2 separate regions of the Homo sapiens genome follow, and region 1 is linked to region 2. The links are chromatin loops, found by intact Hi-C in ENCODE. Cell type or tissue: CD4-positive, alpha-beta T cell. All regions are shown on one strand. Links, peaks and the distances in the headings refer to the core of each region. The heading gives the core; the rest is flanking DNA.

Region 1 (8,671 bases), core at 2,678-6,677, 54 kb after region 2:
GGTATTTACCAAAAGAGACCATAGCCACCATGCCCAGCTAATTTTTGTATTTTAAGTAGAGATGGAATTTCACCATGTTGGCCAGGATGGTCTCGATCTTCTGACCTTGTGATCCACTCGCCTTGGCCTCCCAAAGTGCTAGGATTACAGTTTTGAGTCACCGCGCCCGGCCAATTTTTTTTTTTTTTTTTCTTTTTTGAGACGGAGTTTCACTCTGTCACCCAGTCTGGTGTGCAGTGGCACGATCTCAGCTCACTACAACCTCCGCCTCCCAGGTTCAAGCAATTCTCCTGCCTCAGCCTCCTGACTGGCTGGGACTACAGGTGCGTGCCACTACACCCAGCTATTTTTTGCATTTTTAGTAGAGACAGGGTTTTGCCACGTTGACCAGGCTGGTCTCGAACTCCAGACCTCAGGTGATCTGACCGCCTCAGCCTCCCAAACTGCTGGGATTATAGGCATGAGCCACTGCACCCACCTGTCAGGCCTCTGAGCCCAAGCTAAGCCATCATATCCCCTGCCACCTGCACGTATACATCCAGATGGCCTGAAGCAACTGAAGATCCACAAAAGAGGTGAAAATAGCCTTAACTGATGACATTCCAAAATTGTGATTTGTTTCTGCCCCACCCTAACTGATCAATGTACTTTGTAATCTCCCCCACCCTTAAGAAGGTTCTTTATAATCTCCCCGACCCTTAAGAAGGTTCTTTGTAATTCTCCCCACCCTTGAGAATGTTCTTTGTGAGATCCACCCCCTGCCCACAAAACATTGCTCCTAACTCCACCGCCCATCCCAAAACCTCTAAGAACCAATGATAATCCCACCGCCCTTTGCAGACTCTCTTTTCAGACTCAGCCCGCCTGCACCCAGGTGAAATAAACAGCCTTGTTGCTCACACAAAGCCTGTTTGGTGGTCTCTTCACACGAATGCGTGAGACATTTGGTGCCAAAGACCTGGGTCAGAGGGACTCCTTCAGGAGACCAGTCCCTTGTCCTCACCTTCACTCCGTGAAGAGATCCACCTATGACCTCAGGTCCTCAGACCAACCAGCCCAAGGAACATCTCACCAATTTCAAATTGGGTAAGCGGTCTTTTCACTCTCTTCTCCAGCCTCTCTCACTACGCTTCAATCCCCCTGTCCTTCCAATTCCAGTTCTTTTTCTCCTCTAGTAGAGACAAAGGAGACACATTTTATCGGTGGACCGAAAACTCTGGTGCCAGTCACGGACTTGGGAAGACAGCCTTCCCTTGGTGTTTAATCATTGTGGGGACGCCTGCCTGATTATTCACCCACATTCCACTGGTGTCTGATCACTGCAGGGATGCCTGCCTTGGTCATTCACCCACATTCCCTTGGTGGCAAGTCAACTGAAGGGATGCCTGCTTTGGCTGCTCACCCACATTGCAGCCCAGGGCTGCTCCCCACCCCGCTTCTCCGTGTCTCTACCCTTCCCACCCTTCTCTCTCTTTTTTTTTTTTTTTTGAGACGCAGTCTCACTCTGTGGCCCAGGCTGGAGTGCAGTGGCTCCATCTCAGCTCACTGCAAGCTCCGCCTCCCGGGTTCACGCCATTCTCCTGCCTCAGCCTCCCGAGTAGCTGGGACTACAGGCACCCACCACCATGCCTGACTAATTTTTATTTTGTATTTTTAGTAGAGATGGGGTTTCACTGTGTTAGCCAGGATGGTCTCAATCTCCTGACCTCAGGATCCGCCTGCCTCAGCCTCCCAAAGTGCTGGGACTACAGGTGTGAGCCACCGCGCCCGGCCTCTACACTTCTCTTTAAACTTGCCTCCTTCACTATGGGCAACCTTCCACCCTCCATTCCTCCTTCTTCTCCCTTAGCCTGTGTTTTCAAGAACTTAAAACCTCTTCAACTCTCACCTGACCTAAAATCTAAGCGTCCTATTTTCTTCTGCAATACCGCTTGGCCCCAATACAAACTCGATAATGGTTCTAAATGGCCAGAAAATGGCACTTTTGATTTCTCCATCCGAGACCTAATTTTTGTCGAAAAATGGGCAAATGATCTGAGGTGCCTTACATCCAGGCATTTCTCACGCTTCGTTCCCTCTCTAGTGTCTGTTTCCAGTGCGACTAGTCCCAAATCCTCCTTCTTTCCCTCCCGCCTATCCCTTAAGTCTCAACCCCAAGCATCACTGAGTCTTGTGAATCTTTCTTTTCTACTGAGCCATCTGACCCCTCACCTCCTCCCCAGACTGCTCCTCCTCAGCTCGCTCCCCGCCAGGCTAATCAGCCTCCAACTCTTCTTCAGCCTCTGCTCCCCCACCCTATAACCCTTCTATTACCTCCCTCCCCACACCCGGTCTAGTTTACGGTTTCGTTCTGTGACCAGCTCTCCCCCACCTGCCCAACAATTTCCTCTTAGAGACGTGGCTGGAGCTGAAGGCATAGTCAGGGTACATATGCCTTTTTCTCTATCGGACCTTTCCCAAATCAGCCAGCGTTTAGGCTCTTTCTCATCAGACCCCACTAAATGTGCACAGGAATTCCGATATCTAACTCTGTCCTACAAGTTAACCTGGAGTGACTGAAGTGTCATCCTAATTTCTACCCCTCCCCAGATGAACGGGAAAGTTTTTCTCTAGCCCAGTCTCGTGCTGATAACCGCCGGCTTCATGAGCCAGACCTCCTGGAAGGCATTAGAGCAGTTCCCCGAGAGGATCCCCAGTGGAACTATCAGGCAGATTCCCCAGGTACAGCTGGGCAAGATTACATGGTTTCCTGCCTAGTTGAAGGGCTTAAAAAGGCAGCTTACAAAGCTGGTAATTATGACGAACTTAAGGAAACTACCCGAGGTAAAGACGAAAACCCAGCCCAGGTCATGGCCCGCTTGGCAGCTACCCTTAGACGCTTTACCGCCCTAGACCCACAGGGGCCAGAAGGCCGCCTTATTCTCAATATACGTTTTATCACCCAGTCAGCTCCTGACATGAGAAAAAAGCTTCAAAAATTGGAACCCGGCCCTCAAATCCCACAACAGGAATTAATCAACCTCGCCTTCAAGGTGCACAATAATAGAGAGGAGGTAGCCAGACAGCAACACATTTCTGAGTTACAGCTACTTGACTCCTCTGGAAGACAACCCACAACCACGTCTCCAGCATACAAGAACTTCAGGACATCCAAGCCACAGCTCCCAGGGGTTCTTCAAAACATCCTCGTGGACCTTGCTTCAAATGCCAAAAGCCTGGCCACTGGGCCTCAGAATGCCCACAGCCTGGGATTCCTCCTAAGCCATGCCCTGTCTGTGCGGGCCCCCACTGGAGGTCGGACTGTCCGACTCACATCACTGCCACTCCTAAAGCCCCTGGAGCCCAAACCCAATGTTCCTTGGCCGACTCCTTCCCAGATCTCCTCGGCTTAGCAGCTGAAGACTGACGCTGCCCAATCGCCTCAGAAGCCCCCTGGACCATCCCAGACGCCAAGCCTCGGTAACACTTACAGAAGAGAGTACGTCCGTCCCCTGTTTAATCAATATGGGGGCTACCCACTCCACATTATCTTCTTTTCAAGGGCCTGTTTCCCTTGCCCCCATAACTGTTGTGGGTATTGCCGGCGAAGCTTCAAAACCTCTTAAAATTCCCCCACTCTGGTGCCAACTTGGACAACATTCTTTTATGCACTCTTTTTTCAGTTATCCCCACCTGCCCAGTTCCCTTATTAGGCCAAGACATTTTAACCAAATTATCTGCTTCCCTGATTATTCCTGGACTACAGCCACATCTCATTGCCACCCTTCTTCCCAACCCAAAGCCTCCTTCATGTCTTCCTCTCGTATCCCCCAACCTTAACCCACAAGTATGGGATACCTCCACTCCCTCCCTGGCAACTGATCACACGCCCATTACTATCCCATTAAAACCTAATCACCCTTACCCCACTCAATGCCAGTATCCCATCCCACAGCAGGCTTTAAGGGGATTAAACCTGTTATCACTCGCCTGCTACAGCATGGGCTTCTACAACCTATAAGCTCTCTTTACAATTCTCCCATTTTACCTGTTCAAAAACCAGACAAGTCTTACAGGTTAGTTCAGGATCTGCGCCTTATCAATGAAATTGCCTTGCCTATCCACCCCATGGTGCCAAACCCATATACTCTCCTATCCTCAGTACCTCCCTCCACAACACCTTCTGTTCTAGATAAACCTGGCTGACCCCATAAATCCTAAATCCTTTCCCCACTCCCCTTTCCATTCCTTAAAAAACAGCCCTAAAAGCTGCTCCCGCACTAGCTCTCCCTAACTCATCCCAACCCTTTCATTACACACAGCCAAAGTACAGGGCTGTGTGGCCAGAATTCTTACACAAGAGCCGGGACCCGCCCTGTAGCCTTTTTGCCCAAACAACTTGATCTTATTGTTTTAGGCTGGCCATCATGTCTCCGTGCAGCGGCCGCCGCCACCCTAATACTTTTAGAGGCCCTCAAAATCACAAACTATGCTCAACTCACTCTCTACAGTTCTCATAACTTCCAAAATCTATTTTCTTCCTCACACCTGACACGTATACTTTCTGCTCCCCGGCTCCTTCAGCTGTACTCACTCTTTGTCGAGTCTCCCACAGTTACCATTGTTCCTAGCCCAGACTTCAATCCGGCCTCCCATGTTATTCCTGATACCACACCTGACCCCCATGACTATATCTCTCTGATCCACCTGACATTCACCCCATTTCCCCATATTTCCTTCTTTCCTGTTCCTCACCCTGATCACATTTGGTTTATTAATGGCAGTTCCACCAGGCCTAATTGCCACTCACCAGCAAAGGCAGGCTATGCTATAGTATCTTCCACATCTATCGTTGAGGCTACCGCTCTGCCCCTCCACTATCTCTCAGCAAGCCGAACTCATTGCCTTAACTTGAGCCCTCACTCTTGCAAAGGAATTACGTGACAATATTTATACTGACTCTAAATATGCCTTCCAGATCCTGCACCACCATGCTGTTATACAGGCTGAAAGAGGTTTCTTTACTACGCAAGGGTCTTCCATCATTAATGCCTCTTTAATAAAAACTCTTCTCAAGGCCACTTTACTTCCAAAGGAAACTGGAGTCATACACTGCAAGGGCCATCAAAAGGCATCAGATCCCATTGCTCAGGGCAATGCTTATGCTGATAAGGCAGCTAAAGAAGCAGCTAGCATTCCAATTTCTGTCCCTCATGGCCAGTTTTTCTCCTTCTCATTGGTCACTCCTATTTACTCTCCTACTGAAGTTTCCACCTATCAATCTCTTCCCACACAAGGCGAATGGTTCTTCGACCAAGAAAAATATCTCCTTCCAGCCTCACAGGCCCATTCTATTCTGTCGTCATTTCATAACCTCTTCCATGTAGGTTACAAGCCACTAGCCTGCCTCTTAGAACCTCTCATTTCCTTTCCATCGTGGAAATCTATCCTCAAGGAAATCACTTCTCAGTGTTCCATCTGCTACTCAACTACCCCTCAGGGGTTGTTCAGACCCCTCCCTTCCCTACACATCAAGCTCGAGGATTTGCCCTGCCCAGGACTGGCAAATTGACTTTACTCACATGCCCCAAGTCAGGAAACTAAAATACCTCTTGGTCTGGGTAGACACTTTCACTGGATGGGTAGAGGCCTTTCCCACAGGATCTGAGAGGCCACCGCGGTCATTTCTTCCCTTTTGTCAGACATAATTCCTCGGTTTGGCCTTCCCACCTCTATACAGTTCGATAACGGACCGGCCTTTATTAGTCAAATCACCCAAGCAGTTTCTCAGGCTCTTGGTATTCAGTGGAACCTTCATACCCCTTACCATCCCCAATCTTCAGGAAAGGTAGAACAGACTAATGGTCTTTTAAAGACATGCCTCACTAAGCTTAGCCTCCAACTTAAAAAGGACTGTACAGTACTTTTATCTCTTGCCCTTCTCAGAATTAGAGCCTGTCCTCAAGATGCTACAGGGTACAGTCCATTTGAACTTTTATATGGACGCACTTTCTTACTCGGCCCCAACCTCGTCCCAGACACCAGCCCTCTAGGTGACTATCTTCCAGTCCTCCAACAGGCTAGACAGGAAATTCACCAGGCTGCTAATCTTCTCTTGCCTACTCCAGATTCCCAGCCATATGAAGACACCCTAGCTGGATGATCAGTTCTTGTTAAGAATCTGACCCCTCAAACTCTACAACCTCGATGGACTGGACCCTACTTAGTCATCTATAGTACCCCAACCACGATCCGCCTGCAGGACCCTCCCCATTGGGTTCACCATTCCAGAATAAAGCTGTGTCCGTCAGCCAGACAGCCTGATATATCCTCTTCCTCCTGGAAGTCGCAAGTACTCTCCCCTACTTCCCTTAAACTCACTCACATTTCTGAAGAACAATAATAACCCTTATGAGCCTAATACATCCCTTCATTCTATTAGGCCTATCCATCCTTACCCTACCCTTTGCAACAGAGCTTTGTGCAGTCACCCCCACTATTTGGACTGTGCCCCAAAAACTTGTCATCCCTACTGTATTCTCAACTACTCATAAATGACCTGCTCTTGTTTACACTGCCGGTTTACACTGTTTCTCCAAGCCATCACAGCTGTTATCTCCTGGTGCTATCCCCAAACCACCACTCTTGACTCCCTCTTGGAGCAGGTAGATGATCTTTGGTGGCAGGGCACACTCCAATACTTCCACCCTGATGAAGTTCTATTCTTTGCTTTTATACTCCCTCTTATTCTCATTCCCATTCTTATGCCACTCTCTACCCCTCCCTAGTTACCTCCAGCATCTCCAGCACACTATCAATCTCACCCACTCTCTTCTCACTGCCTTCAATCCTCCAATCCTCCTCTAGCAAAGAATTGTTGGCTATGCATTTCCCTTTCTTCCTGCTTTTTTTTTTTTTTTTTTGAAGCGGAGTCTCGCTCTGTCGCCCAGGCTGGAGTGCAGTGGCAGCAATCTTGGCTCACTGCAAGCTCCGCCTCCCAGGTTCATGCCATTCTCCTGCCTCAGCCTCCCAAGTAGCTGGGACTGCAGGTGCCTGCTACCACGCCCGGCCAATTTTTTGTATTTTTAGTAGAGATGGGGTTTCACCGTGTTAGCCAGGATGGTCTCGATCTCCTGACCTCATGATCCACCCGCCTCAGCCTCCCAAAGTGCTGGGATTCCAGGCGTGAGCTACCGCGCCCGGCCTCTTCCTGCTTTTACACAGCCATCCCCGCTCTACAGGCCAACTTGGCTACCTGTTCCATCTCCCTGCACCTCAGAACCTCCTTTAATAGCCCTCATCTATACCTGCCTGAGGAAATTCTTTACTTTCTAGACAGATTTGGTGAGAACTCCCCAGACATTTCACACCAACAAGCTGCCACACTTCTCCGCATCTACTTACGGCACCTTTCTCCTTATGTCAATTCCACCCCCACCCCATATTTGGACCCCTGACCACACAAACAACCATCCCTGTTGCCACTCCTTTATGCTTCTCCCGACAACAGCCTGCTGGAATCCCTTTAGGCAACCTTCTTCTGTCCAAATGTTCCTTTACTCTTTATCTCCAGAACCCAGCCACACACATAACCAAACAGATGGGAGCATTCCAACTTCACATTACTGATAAGCCCATTACTGACAAACTAAAACACATTGGCAGTCACTATTGTTTAGGAAGACACATACCCTGCATCTCACTCCATCCTGGGCTACCCTCCCCCTGCTCGTCTGAATCTCCTCCTAGCCCCTCCTCTTGCTTGCTTATACCCAGCCCCATGAATAGCAGTGAAAGGTTACTTGTAGACACTATGCGCTTTCTCATACACCATGAGAACCGAACCCCTCCCTTTACGCAGTCGCACCATCAACCCCCATTACAACCTCTAACGGCTGCTGCCCTTGCTGGATCTCTAGGATTTGGGGTGCAGGATTCCTCTTTCAGTACACCCTCTCACCTTTTCACTTTACATTTCCAGTTCTGCCTGACACAAGGTCTCTTCTTTTTATGTGGCTCTTCCACCTACATGTGCCTACCTCCCAACTGGACAGGCACATGCACTCTAGTCTTCCTTACCCCCAAAATCCAGTTTGCAGATGGGAACAAACTACTGCCTGTCCCCCTCATGACATCAACACGACAAGAAAGAGTCATCCCACTAATCCCTTTGCTTGTGGGTCTAGGACTTTCTGCCTCCACTATTGCACTTGGAACTGGAATAGCAGGCATCTCAACCACTGCCACAACATTCCACAGCCTCTCTAATGACTTCTCTGCTAGCATTACAGATATATCACAAACTTCATCTGTTCTCCAAGCACAGATTGACTCTTTTAGCTGTAGTTGTCCTCAGAACCTCCAAGGCCTCTATTTACTCACTGCTGAAAAAGGAGGACTCTGTATATTTTTAAATGAAGAGTGTTGTTTTTACCTAAATCAGTCTGGCCTGGTATATGACAACATAAAAAAAAACTCAAGGATACAGCCCAAAAACTCGCCAACCAAGCAAATAATTACACTGAACCCTCTTGGACACTCTGTAATTGGATGTCCTGGGTACTCCCAATTCTTAGTCCTTTAATACCTGTTTTTCACCTTCTTTTATTTGGACCTTGTGTCTTTCGTTTAGCTTCTCATTTCATACAAAACCACATCCAGGCCATCACCAATAATTCTATACGACAAATGC
Region 2 (8,671 bases), core at 2,955-6,954:
CCTGGGCAACAGAGCAAGATTCTGTCTCAAATAAATAAACAAAATAATTCATTTTACTGATTGACCAACAAGACAGTCTAATCCAGAACTTCATTTTATAATGATTTTATAAATGTACTATTAAAAAATTACAATATACAAATTACATACATGTACAAATATGCATGCATATTGTAATTTTTACAATATACGTAAGTTTGAGTTCTGGCCAGGCACAGTAGCTCATGCCTGTAATCCCAGCTCTTTGGGAGGCCAAAGCAGGAGGATCACTTGAGGCCAGGGATTCGAGACCAACCTGAGCAACATAGAGAGATTCTGTCTCTACTTGAAAGAAAGAGAGAGGGAAGAAAGAAAGGGAAGGGAAGGGGAGGGGAGAGGAGGGGAGGGGAGGGGAAGGGAGGGGAGGGGAGGGGAGGGGAAAGGAGGGGAGGGGAGGGGAGGGGAAGGGAGGGGAGGGGAAGGGAGGGGAGGGGAGGGGAAGGGAGGGGAGGGGAGGAAACAGAAGGGAAGGGAAGGGAAGGGGGAGGGGAGAGAAAAAAGGAGAAAGCAACAACAAAGGACATTATTGGGAAATTTGAATATAGACTATATTTTAGATATGAATATCATGAGTGTTAAATTTTCTGAGTTTGATAATTCTGCTATATTTATGTAAGATAATGTCTTTGTTCTTAAGACACATACACTGAAGTACTTAAAGGTAAGTCATCATGTCAGTAACATATTCTCAAATCTAATAATGTCGAAGAAATAAAAATACTAACAAGAATATGGAAAGAGAGAGGGGAAAAGAGAACTGGTAAAATCTTAATAGCAAAATTAGATGAAGGGTTTATGGGTATTCTCTGTGTTATTCTTGCAACTTTCCTGTAGACTTCAAATTTTTCAGCATAAAAGTTTAAAAGTATATAAGCTAAGTCAGTGCAAATGAAATAACAGTTTTAAATAACCCAAGGATCTAAGAATAAATATCAAGAGAACTGAGAAAATATCTTGAACTGAATGAAAATGAAAACACAACTTATTAAAATGTGTCTACTAAAGTTTATAGGAACATTTATAGCTTTAAACACTTGTAATAAAAAAGAAAGGTGTAAGATAAATTATCTAGGGCCCTCCCTAAGAAACTAGAAAAACAGGAGCAAATTAAACTTAAAGTTAAGAAAAGGAAGTAATAAAGATCAAAGCAGAAATTAACAAAGATGAAAGTATAATAACAACAGAAGACAGGATAATAATCAATAAAACCAAAAGTTATTTCAGCGGAAAAATAAAATTGAAAATTCTTTAGCTAGACTGATCAAGAAAAAAGAAGATACAATATCGGGGGAAAAAAGAGGAGGCATTTCTACAGATCCTACAGACACTAAAAGGATAATCAAAGTACTACTAATGAACAACTTAAAAGTATAATAGAATATTATAAACAATTTATGTCAACAAGTTTAACAAATTAGAAAGAACAAATTCCTGGAAAGATACAACTTATAATGCAAGAAGAAAATTTTAAAATCTGTATAAACTTATAGCAGTGAAAGCATTTGGCATTCAAAGAATAGCAAGGCCAGTGTGACTGGAACAGAGTGAACGAGCAGAAAAGTAGTAAAAGAAGAGATCGATATGGAATACAACACAGCCATAAAAAAGAACAAGATCATGTCCTTTGCAGCAACATAGATGCCATTGGAGGTCATTACCCTAAGCAAATTAATGCAGGAACAGAAAACCCAATACCACATGTTCTCATTTATAAGTGGGAGCTAAACATTGAGTAAACATGGATACAAAGAAGGGAATAATAGACACCAGGGCCTACTTGAGGGTAGAAGGTGGGAGGAGGATGAGAATCAAAACACTGCCTCTCAGGTAGTATGCTTATTACCTGGGTGACAAAATAATCTGTACACCAAACCCCTGTGATATGCAATTTACCCATATAACAAACCTGCACATGTACCCCTTGAACCAAAAATAAAAGTTGGAAAGGAAACAAATATTTTTTTTTAAATAAAGAAGAGCTCAAAGAGGTAATAGAACCTAATCATGTTGAGCATTGAGGATCATTTCAAGGACTCCATTGGCTTTCCTCTGGGTGCAATGCAGAGTTATTCCAAGATTTTTAGCAGAGGAATGACCCAATTTTTTTTAATGGGATGTCAGTATTACTAACTCCTTAATAAATAAATATTGTCAGCCAGGCACGGTGGCTCACGCCTGTAATCCCAGCACTTTGGGAGGCTGAGGCGGGCAGATCACGAGGTCAGGAGATCGAGACCATCCTGGCTAACACAGTGAAACCCTGTCTCAACTAAAAATACAAAAAAAAAAATTAGCCGGGCATGGTGGCAGGCGCCGGTAGTCCCAGCTACTCGGGAGGCTGAGGCAGGAGAATGGCATGATCCCGGAGGCAGAGCTTGCAGTGAGCCGAGATTGCACCACTGCACTCCAGCCTGGGGCACAAAGCCAGACTCTGTCTCAAAAAAAATAAATAAATAAAATAAAATAAAATAAATAATACTGTCCACAGGACAAAATTCCTACCAAATATCAAAGCAGAAAATCAAAACTGGTTATAGAAGCTGAGAGTTTGGGTCAACATGCTCTTCTTCCTGCCCTACTTGGGGGATTTTGAGCAGGAAGCAAAGATGGAGATCTGATTGCTCTCCTCTGAGTTAGTTATCAGTTGATACACATCCTGGAGGATGTGTATGTAAATATCCTTGGGTTATTTACAGGAAGGCAGCAGCCCTGCCATGGAAATTGCCACTGAGGCTGGTCCTGGGACCAACCTTGCTCAGCCCTGTCCTCCGCCCATCTGGTCCCTCCAGTCTGCACATAGCCTTCCAGTGTCCTAACCTCATCTCTGTCCAGGGAAACTCATCTTTATGTGGGGATCCTGAACAATTCTGTAGACTTTCTTTTTTTCTTGAGACAGGGTCTCATTCTGTCGCCCAGGCTGAAATGCAGTGGTGTGATCTCAACTCACTGCAACCTCCACCTCCTGAGTTCAAGTAATTCTCCTGCCTCAGCCTCCTGAGTAGCTGGGATTACAGGCATGCACCACCACGCCTGGCAATTTTTTGCATTTTTTAGTAGAGATGGGATTTCTCCATATTGGCCAGGCTGATCTCGAACTCCTGACCTCAGGTGATCTGCCGGCCTCGGCCTCCCAAAGTGCTGGGATTACAAGCATGAGCCACCACACCCAGCCAATTCTGTAACTTTTAATCATCTTAATTCAAATCATAGAAATCCAAGATTTCTAAATCCATTATTTCAGAAGGAGACATTTGTTACATTTGCCCAAATATAAGGTGATATTTTTCTGTCCAAATATGAAACCCAAGACAAAAATGCATATTTGTGACACAAAATCTTATATTTGTGACCTTATAAAACCCCTCATACAATAAAGATCAAATATGTGTCTTTTCAATTTGAATCAAAAGACAAAAACACTCTTGGGGATGTTCCCTTTAGGAAAATGCAGTTCTCCTTGTATATGAGACCCATGCTATCCACCTCATCCAGTTATCTTTCTTGGTTTATCAGTACCATGGGAAGCTTTGCCTTTAAAAATATGTGTTATTGGCCGGGCGCGGTGGCTCACGCCTATAATCCCAGCACTTTGGGAGGCTGAGGCGAGTGGATCACCTGAGGTCAGGAGTTCGAGACCAGCCTGATCAACATGGAGAAACCCCGTCTCTGCTAAAAATACAAAATTAGCCAGGCGTGGTGGCCATGTCTGCAATCCCAGCTACTCGGGAGTTTGAGACAGGAGAATCGCTTGAACCCGGGAGGCGGAGGTTGCCGTGAGCGGACATCGCCCGAGATAGTGCCATTGCACTCCAGCCTGGGCAATAAGAGCGAAACTCCATCTAAAAAAAAAAAAAAAAAAAAAAAAAAAAAAAAAATATATATATATATATATATATATATATATATATATATATATATGATTATTAGAATGATTATTCTCCCTAGCAAGAGTTAATCTTGAATTTCCTATTTGTGATTTTCCCAGTGTGTGCTTTCTAACAGGAAGCTAGTCTCATTTATTTTCTCATAATGACAACTTCATGATAAAGGCCTTGCCCAACAGAATTCAGATGTTACTTGATGTTACAAGTGTTACTTCAGGTGACACCTGATTGCCTTTGTCACCATTAGCATTTGGAGCACTAGTCAGGGAGACACTGATTTTACTCATTACCGCTTACATTTAAGACACAAAAAGAGCTAGCGCTATTTGATGAATTGTCAAAGGCAGGGAACTCGGGGAAATGATGGCGGAGGCCTTAGTCCCACGCCGGAGCGTTTGAGGTCTCACTGCCAGGAAAGAGAAGGAACTGTTCGAGCAGGAGGGCGATGGGAACGGTGTAGCGATCTGTGACCCAACTGAAAGAGGAAGGCAGTGGGCAGCAGTGGGCAGAAAGCGCGCCGGTGGCGCTGCAGCAGCCCGGAGTCGCCCGGAGGCTGACCCAGGTGGGAGTGCTGGGGCTGCATTTAATGAGGGTGTGCCCGCCCCTGCGCGGACGTTCCCCGCCCGTGTTCACTGCGTACTGGGTGCGAGGTCAGCAACACATTTTATGAGGGACCGACGGCCTGCTAGCTGCTGGGGGCAGGTAGGGAACAGTAAGGAGAGCAGTCAGCGGACCTCCTGAAAAGGGGCGGGAGCCATGCAGACAGCCCGCAAGAGTTTCCCAGGCAGAGGGGACTGTCGAGCCCCGGAGGTAGGGACAGATGCATCCAAGGGAACACAGATTGCCACACCGCCAGAGAACAGGAGAAAGGGCCTCGGGACAGCAAGCCACAGGACAGAGGGCTCGGGACAGTGGGCCATGGGAAGGACGTAGGGCAGAGGAGCACAGAGCTTGTCCCAGACACTGAGCCAGGCAAGGGGGACACAGAGAGGAAGTTCAACTCCTGGTGGACACCAGGAAGCCCAGGAGAAAAGCAGGACGTGCTCGGTGGTGGAGGGCGGGCGGGGCACCAAGGAATGGCCGCAGTGCCGGGGCCGCAGGTCTAGGAGGGAGCCCTGGACTACGACAGAGGATGAGGGAGCCTTCCAGAGAAGGCGGCAGGAGAAGGCCGAGGAGCGAAAGGGAGTGGGTTGGGTTCCCGGGAGCTGAGGCCCAGAGTGGGAGCCACAGCCGGGGGCCCCCAAGGGTGGAGCCCAGGGAAGGGAGATGCGAGGAGACTCCAGGGCGCTTTGACAGCGAGTGGGGCGTGTCCCCAAGGCAGCGGAGGAAGCTGCAGTGTCGTCCAGGAGTCGGAGTTTAGGAGGCGTGGCGCAGTCCTGGATTTGGTATAGTCACACTCATCAGAGCAGATCACAGCACAGGAGGAAATGAAAGACAGTGCCAAGTACCTACCGTGTCTTTGAGTTTGAAGGCTGACTGTGATTTCGCCCTCTAAGGGGTTCCTCTGCTTTCAGATTTTCTACAATGATTATGTACTTAGAGTGGAAAAAGAATGCTTTAAAATAATCAAACTCTGATTATGCACAAGCACTCAAATAGGAGCTGGAATCAGAGAAGAGAGAGACAGAAACGAAGCCAGTCTCAGAACAGAAAATTGACTACTTGTGCGGAATCCTGTCCACGGAGAACGTTGAACTTGGTTTCCAGTGCGGACTAAATGTGAGGGGCACTAGTTTCTGCGCCTGCTGCTCTCCCTACCTTCCTCCCTCCTTTTCACCTGCCGACTCCCGCTGGCCACAGTCTCAGCTGGGACTTCACTGCCCCGGAAGCCTGCAGGAGCTGCTCCCCGCCACGTGGCTCTGATCCTCTACTACTGTGCTGACCTGGGCCCCCACCTGCCCTCCCAGCTTCCTCTGGGCCACCTCCCAACAGGTGCCCTGTCTGTGATGGGCTCATCCGCAGGGGCCTCTGCTCAGAGAGTCCTTCCACCTCTCCTCAGGTCTAACTCAAAAGGCCCCAGCAAGAACCAATACCTCCTCTGTCTGACTTGCCTGTCTGCGCCACTAGAGCATAGTAGGGACATTTTATCCACTTTGATATCCTCAATAACCACCATACAGCAGATGCGCACTGTGGCTGAGGCAAGGGAGGGATACGGGGGGAAACTGAGTCTGGATCAGGTGGAACATCCAGATAGAAACGCAAAGCCGGGGGTCAAAGGCGAGGGCTTCAAACTTGGAAGGAAGGCAATGGCTAGAAATTAAGTGTTTGTTTGTTTGCTTGTTTGTTTTGTTTGTTTTTGAGACAGGATCTGGCTCTGTCACCCAGGATGGAGTGCAGCAGCATGATCACAGCTCACTGCAGCTTCAACCTCCCCAGGCTCTGGTGATTCTCCTACCTCAGCCTCCCTAGCTGGGACTACAGGCCTACACCACCATGGCTGGTTACATTTTGTATTTTTTGTAGAGACGGGGTTTCACCATGTTTCCCAGGCTGGTCTTGAACTCCTGGGCTCAAGCAATCTGCTCGCCTTGGCCTCCCAAAGTGCTGCAATTACAGGCATGAGCCACCGTGCCCAGCCAGAAATAAAAATTTGAATGTGAGTTAAATGAAGGGAAAGCAGAAACTATGAGTGTGACTAGTGTCCAGGGAGAGAATGAAGAGGATAAACCCATAACTTCCCCGCCCCAGTCAACAAGCATGTTGCAGCCATGAAATCCTGTGCCCCCAGGGCTGACAGGTCTGCAAGAGGACAAGTGACCCAAGGTAAACAAGTCACATTCCCTCACAGAGGAAGCTGGGATTTTGAAGACGGAAAGGAAGAAACAGACTGGCAATTGTTGACAAGTCACATTAACAGCAGCACACTAAAGACCCACAATTGTCCAGGTTTCTAGTGCCTTCCTAGGTCCTGCCCTTTTCAAAGTGCAGTTGTTCAAATGCCTTGAAATGCTTGGGCCAACTTCCAGTAAATTCCCTTTTCATTCAAAATAATTACAGAGTTGGTTTCTGATACCTGAAACCCAGACAACCTTAGCAATTACAACCAGATTACTCTGAAGCTAAAAAACATGAAATGCAATGAATGCAGAAATCTACGGGGAGAGAGTGACATCATGGTTGGTTGTAATAAGAGCTTCAATAGTCATTTAATGATCGTCTCTCTACCTCCTGCTATTATCTTCCCAGACAGAAATGGTTTAGTGATTCCCTTTGGAGAGCTGAAAGAATACTATAGCTATAGCTCAAATGTGATTTCCCATTCTGGTCAAATTTGGTTGACCAGAATGAAATCGGATTTTTTTTTTTTTTTTTTTTTTTTTTTGAGATGGAGTCTCGCTCTGTCGCTAAGGCTGGAGTGCAGTGGTGCAATCTCGGCTCACTGCAACCTCCGTCTCCCAGTTCAAGCAATTTTCCTGCCTCAGCCTCCTGAGTAGCTGGGATTACAGGCATGTGCCACCACACCTGGCTAATTTTTTTTTATTTTTAGTAGAGACAGGGTTTCGCCATATTGGCCAGGCTGGTCTCAAACTCCGGACCTCAGGTGATCCGCCTGCTTCAGCCTCCCACAGTGCTGGGATTACAAGAGTGAGCCACTGTACCTGACCTGTTTTTTTGGGTTTTTTTTGTTTGTTTGTTTGTTTTTCAGACGATCTCACTCTGTTGCCCAGGCTGGAGGGCAGTAGTGCAATCTCGGCTCATTGCAACCTCTGCCTCCCTGGTTCAAGTGATTCTCCTGCCTCAGCCTCCCAAGTAGCTGGGATTACAGGCATGCACCACCACACCTGGCTAATTTTTTTTGTATTTTTAGTGGAGATGGGGTTTCCCCATGTTAGCCAGGCTGGTCTCGAACTCCTGGCCTCAAGTGATCCGCTTGCTGCAGCCTCCGAAAGTGCTGGGATCACAGGCATGAACCACCACACCTGGCCTGATTATATTTTTAAAGGAATTGCTTCTTAAGAATGATAGTCTGGCCGGGCACGGTGGCTCATGCCTGTAATCCCAGCACTTTGGGAGGCCAAGGTGGACGGATCACCTGAGGTCAAGAGTTATAGACCAGCCTGGCCAACATGGCAAAACCCTGCCTTTATTAAAAATACAAAAAATTAGCCAGGCATGGTGGCGGGTGCCTGTAGTCCCAGCTACTCCGGAGGCTGAGGCAGGAGAATGGCGTGAACCTGGGAGGTGGAGCTTGCAGTGAGCCACTGCACTCCAGCCTGGGCAACAGAGTGAGACTCTGTCTCAAAAAAAAAAAAAAAAAAAAAAAAAATGGATGATAGTCTGACTTCTACGGATTCACATAAATAACAACAGGGGGATACAGCCCTTCTTATGTTGGGCAGCTGGTCACAAAATCATAGTGCTGTGGGCCTGTCTATTTTTGACAAAAGAAAGAGTTTCTATACATCGTTAAAATGCTTATGTATATTTACTGGATAAGAGGCATGAATTAGAACATTCTACCGAAAACGGATTGATTTTAGCATACTGGGTTTTCACAAATTATGACTGCATAATTATCGCTTTGTGGATCTCCACCAACTAAGTAAAGTTTGTGCCAGGTCAATCCTTTTGTCTACTAATCAATATCAATTTGTGAAACATTAAAAAACAAAGCAAATACTATTTAACAGAATATTTTTAAATTTATCACACTGAAAAAACACAACCTTTCTTATTTTCCAAGACAATCACCAGTCGGCCACTCCTCAGTAAAGGGAATTCCGGCAGTTTCCTGACTTGCCCAG

What was found. Hi-C counts contacts between places; a loop is a spot of excess contacts. Peaks named below come from ENCODE experiments on the same cell type or tissue, not always from the same donor. Only the 100,000 strongest peaks of a DNase experiment are listed, where the experiment ranks them.
Region 1: it touches region 2 in a loop (1.8-fold over the local background); 2 of 110 quality-filtered maps call a loop at or near these places.

Annotation. Positions count from the first base shown.
Region 1 is chr6:158,881,024-158,889,694 of GRCh38, reverse strand. The region is part of intron 1 of LINC02901 (long intergenic non-protein coding RNA 2901); the gene reads right to left. Among named protein-coding and RNA genes, the nearest start is that of LINC02901, 16 kb to the right of the region's middle. RefSeq lists a silencer at 2,692-2,892. In CD4-positive, alpha-beta T cell, for the core only: no CTCF peak of the experiment used is centred there; no DNase peak of the experiment used is centred there.
Region 2 is chr6:158,935,526-158,944,196 of GRCh38, reverse strand. No RefSeq gene overlaps it. Among named protein-coding and RNA genes, the nearest start is that of TAGAP-AS1, 60 kb to the left of the region's middle. RefSeq lists a silencer at 7,859-7,961. In CD4-positive, alpha-beta T cell, for the core only: no CTCF peak of the experiment used is centred there; DNase peaks (open chromatin) are centred at 4,386 and 5,266; H3K4me3 peaks cover 1,310 bases; H3K27me3 peaks cover 249 bases.